Regions from separate parts of the Homo sapiens genome. Here region 2 is linked to region 1. The links are chromatin loops, found by intact Hi-C in ENCODE. Cell type or tissue: heart left ventricle. All regions are shown on one strand.

Evidence for each region. Peaks named below come from ENCODE experiments on the same cell type or tissue, not always from the same donor. Only the 100,000 strongest peaks of a DNase experiment are listed, where the experiment ranks them.
Region 2: a loop joins it to region 1, with 7 times the contacts of the local background. A loop is called at or near these places in 45 of 110 quality-filtered maps.

What each region holds. Positions count from the first base shown.
Region 1 is chr11:360,753-363,252 of GRCh38, forward strand. No RefSeq gene overlaps it. Among named protein-coding and RNA genes, the nearest start is that of B4GALNT4, 7.5 kb to the right of the region's middle. In heart left ventricle, a CTCF peak has its summit at 1,341 (motif pointing left); no DNase peak of the experiment used is centred here; H3K27me3 peaks cover 586 bases.
Region 2 is chr11:197,356-199,855 of GRCh38, forward strand. It overlaps CIMAP1A (ciliary microtubule associated protein 1A), which reads left to right. Exons shown (of 7, transcript NM_053280.5): 2 at 1-58; 3 at 206-406; 4 at 844-945; 5 at 1,109-1,230; 6 at 2,014-2,154. Among named protein-coding and RNA genes, the nearest start is that of CIMAP1A, 1.8 kb to the left of the region's middle. In heart left ventricle, no CTCF peak of the experiment used is centred here; DNase peaks (open chromatin) are centred at 586 and 1,036.

The sequences.
Region 1 (2,500 bases):
ACTTTTCAGGGACCTGGCTGTGCACGGACGTTAATTCCACGGTGGTATCTGCCTGGCAAAGCAGGGGCTTGTGGCCGTCAGGTGATCCGTGAGTTCTAGCTCAGATCTGTCTCTCGGCGAGGCCAGTGACCTGCTCTCTGGTTTTGGAATGCATCAGTGGCACAGACATCCTCAGAATCCTACATTGGTCCCTGACCCATGGGGTGAGGGGTCTCATGTTGGAAAAGGCCAGATGGAGGCCATAGAGCTGCCTCTACCCAGGAAAACAGTCAATCGAAATAAGTCCCGCCTCCCTGGAGGTACAGCAGAGATCGGTGCCACCATCCAGGACCTGACCTGCCTCCCTGGAGGGACAGCAGAGATCGGTGCCACCATCGCGGACCTGACCCGCCTCCCTGGAGGGACAGCAGAGATCAGTGCCACATCGTGGACCTGACGATGCAGGGGCTGGAGACTCCACCACAGCCCCGTTTGCCTGCCTTCTTTGGCCTGTGTGGAAGGCAGGAGGATCTGGAAGAAGGACAGGGAATTGCTGTAAAAAATAATCAGACGGTGGTTAGCGTAACGTCTGCTCCTGACAGGCTTTCACTGAGCAGCAAATCCACACGCTCCTTGCGGCCTCATGGGTGTAGGGTCCAGCCCCACAGGGTCGGTGGGTTTTTCTCCCCATGTGCAGAGACGAGAGAGTGTAGAAATAAAGACACAAGACAAAGAGATTAAAAAAAAGACAGCTGGGCCCGGAGGACCACTACCACCAATGCGCGGAGACCGGTAGTGGCCCCGAATGTCTGGCTGCGTTGTTATTTATTGGATACAAGGCAGAAGGGGCAGGGTAAAGAGTGTGAGTCATCTCCAATGATAGATAAGGTCACGTGGGTCACGTGTCCACTGGACAGGGGGCCCTTCCCTGCCTGGCAGCCGAGGCAGAGAGGGAGAGGAGACAGAGAGAAAGATAGCTTACGCCATTATTTTTGTATATTAGAGACGTTTAGTACTTTCACTAATTTGCTACTGCTATCTAGAAGGCAGAGCCAGGTGCACAGGATGGAACATGAAGGAGGACTAGGAGCATGACTGCTGAAGCACAGCATCACAGGGAGACGGTTAGGCCTCCGGATAACTGCGGGCAGGTCTGACTGAAGTCAGGCCCTCCACAAGAGGTGGAGGAGCAGAGTCTTCTCTAAACTCCCCCGGGGAAAGGGAGCCCCTCCTTTCCCGGTCTGCTAAGTAGCGGGTGTTTTTCCTTGACACTTACGCTACCGCTAGACCACGGTCCGCTTGGCAACGGGCGTCTTCCCAGACGCTGGCATCACCGCTAGACCAAGGAGCCCTCTAGTGGCCTTGTCCGGGCATAACAGAAGGCTCGCACTCTTGTCTTCTGGTCACTCCTCACTATGTCCCCTCAGCTCCTATCTCTGTATGGCCTGGTTTTTCCTAGTTTATGATTATAGAGCGAGGATTGTTATAATATTGGAATAAAGAGTAATTGCTACAAACTAATGATTAATGATATTCATATATAATCATATCTAAGATCTATATCTGGTGTAACTATTTTTATTTTATATTTTATTATACTGGAACAGCTCGTGTCCTCAGTCTCTTGCCTCGGCACCTGGGTGGCTTGCCGCCCACAATGGGCAGCTTATTCATCAGGGAAGGCCTTTGTCTCCACACCTGTGGGTGAAGACCATCGGGATGCTTTGCCTTCAACAGGCAAGGCCAACAATTCACCTTCACTTCCCTCCCTCCAGGAACATCAGCTCCCAGCTCAGAGTCATCGGCCTCGCTTACAGGGACGTCACACTACCCGCTCTGTGGGGGGCATCGTGTGGTCTGGACTTGCTGAGCAGAAAGTAGCCGCTGCCCTCAACACCTCCCTAGAGCATCTGCGAGCCGAACACCTGGGGCCCACACCTCCGGCACGTCTAGGGACCCAGTGGTCCATCCCTTCCCAAGCACAAGGCAAGTGGCTACCTCAGTCCCTTCCTCCACGAAGAAAGAGGCACGATGCCTAGTGCTGTAGGTCCCATGTTATTTGGGAAGCAACTTTTGCCCTATTTGGAAGTGCTGCTCCAACCCCTTAACCCAAGACCAGAGGAGGCCTGCTAGGGGCCACGTGCCACATGGGCTGCTCGGCCACTTGGGCCACATGGCCAAGCACATCCAGTGCTGCTTGAACTGTGTCGAGCTTCTGGCTGGACCTCTGGTTGGCCTCTGCACTGACTTTCAGCAAAGCATTGCCACCATCTGGAGACAGGTGTCCCAGGGTCCACCATCTGGACATAGCTGTTGCAGCCCACGCCATCCGGAGAGAGGTGTCCCGGCCCCCACCGTCCGGAGAGAGAGCTCTCCCGGCCCCCACCGTCTGGAGAGAGGTGTCCCGGCCCCACCATCCGGAGAGAGCTGTCCCGGCCCTACCGTCTGGAGAGAGAGCTGTCCCGGCCCCACCGTCTGGAGAGAGGGGTCCCGGCCCCCACCGTCTGGGGAGAGCTGTCCC
Region 2 (2,500 bases), 160 kb before region 1:
CCCATCATGGCCCTCTACAGCAGCCCTGGACCCAAGTACCTGATTCCACCAACAACAGGTAAGAGCCTGAGAGACTGTGGGAGAGGGTCAGGAGCCAGGCGGGCAGGTGGGGGTCCCGGGAAGGGCCTGGGGCTCAATCCCTGACTCCCAGCGGGGAGAAGGGCAGGTCAGGCTCCGGGCTGCTCAGGGCCCATTGCGTCCACAGGCTTCATGAAGCACACGCCCACCAAGCTGCGTGCACCGGCCTACAGCTTCCGTGGGGCCCCCATGCTCCTGGCAGAGAACTGCTCCCCAGGGCCCCGTTACAATGTAAACCCCAAGATACTGAGGACTGGCAAGGACCTTGGCCCTGCCTACTCCATCCTGGGGCGCTACCAAACCAAGACCATGCTGACTCCTGGTCCAGGTTAGTGACCCTGTCTCAGGCTCCTGCCCTGCGCAGCCTCAGGCCTGCCCCTCCCTGCTGGGTGCCCCTAACCTCATGTCAGCAAGGGTGTGGGAGAGCTCAGCCATCCTGGCCCCTCCCGTCCCATCTTTCTCTCTTGAGGGGTCACCATCGTGCCTGGGCAGAGAAGACTCTGGCCCAAGAGTCCAGCTCCGACCTGGACCTTTCTCTGCCAGGCCGACGTCAGACCCCACTCTCCCTGCTCAAAAATAGCCTTTGTCTCACCAGCCCTGAAGTCAGCATTTCCATCCTGGACACCCCCTGACCCGACTTGGTCACCACCTGTGTTGGAGCCCAGAGGCCCCACGCCTAGAATGTTGGGGAGTCCTCCTTGAGCCCCCAAACTGGGCTGCATACCCACCTGCTTGTCCCAGCAGCCCCCTTGGCTCCTTGTCCAGGTGACTACTTTCCAGAGAAATCCACCAAGTACGTGTTCGACTCAGCACCCAGCCACTCCATCTCTGCCCGGACAAAGGCATTCCGAGTGGACAGCACCCCAGGTCCGCAGCAGCCCCAACCATCCTCAGCCAAATGGACCTGGGGATCCTGGGTGGGGTGTGTGACATGGGGCAGCCCGACGGCTGATCTCCAGAGTTGGGGGAGAGCCCCAGGGAAGGAGCAGTGGGCCCTGTTCCGGCCTGAGGCTCCACGTCCACCCTGCAGGCCCCGCTGCGTACATGCTGCCCATGGTAATGGGGCCCAATACCGTCGGCAAGGCCTCCCAGCCCTCCTTTTCCATCAAGGGCCGCAGCAAGCTGGGCGGCTTCAGCGACGACCTACACAAGGCAAGGGCCACCCCAACTGAGAACAGAGAATCACCCCCAACCATCTGAACCCTCCCCCGGAACCCAGGACCCACCAGTTCGGCCCTGCCTTGCCAATGCCCCTCAGCCCCCTCAGCCCTTCACCCTCTGGGCACCTGCCACGTGCTGGGGTTACACTGCAGTGGTGAGGAGGGGCAGGCAACAGGCCAGAAGGGAGACGCCCTGGCCCCAGCATGGACCGTGCTGAGGACAAGAGATGGGGTTTAGGAAGCACTGTCTGGAGAGAGAGAGGCAATCTTAGATAGGGTAGCATGGAAAGAAGAGGAGGAGGAAAAAATAAACCATGAGCTATTTGGGGGAGGAGGGTCCTGGTTTCAGAAACAGCCAGTGCAAAGCCCCTGGGTGGCACATGCCTGAGAGCTTGAGGGGCCTGAGATGGGGAAGCAGCATCATGGCACCCAACAGCCCTCGTCCATGTTGATTTTGCCAGCCCCAGGCCCTCAGGTCCAACAGGGCAGCAACAGCCTCTCTCACACACGCTCAGCGATGTTCCCAGGACTGGCACACACTGGGGATGCCATTGCCAGCGTGAGGCTGAAATGGAGGAAGTGACCCCCACATGAGGTACCCCACAAGCAGTGGGGTGTGATCTCCACAGTGTGACAGAAGACAGAAGGGGACCTTGATGCACGGGCACCAACTTGTAGCTGACCCTGTTGACTCAGAGCCTGAGTTTGCTCCCTGTCCTCTAGGGCCACACGCCCTGGGTAGGCCGAGTTGGTCTGAGCCTCCTTTACCTCTCAGACCCCAGGTCCCGCAGCCTACCGCCAAACTGATGTGCGGGTGACCAAGTTCAAGGCTCCGCAGTACACCATGGCTGCCCGTGTGGAGCCCCCAGGGGACAAGACCCTCAAGCCAGGACCAGGCGCCCACAGCCCTGAGAAGGTCCAGGAAGAGCACAGCTCAGAGGGGTCAGGGTGGGGCAGGGTCCTGGCCCAGAGGGATGTGTAGGAAAGAGCAGGGAGGGGGGCTGGGACACAGACGAGGGGAAACAGGGTCAGGCTATGGAAGGACACAGCCAAGAAGGGGTGGAGGGGTGGGGTGGGGATGGGAGGCACCTGCACCCTGAGGACCCTGTACATTTCCAGCACTAGGCCCACAGGTAACCCTTCAGGGACATGGAAGCAGAGACCCTGCCCTTTTCCCTAGACACTGTGACAGCTACTACTGCTGAGTGCTCTGTGTTCAAACCTGGGAGCATAGCTTCTGGCCACCTTGGCCCCAGGTTCAG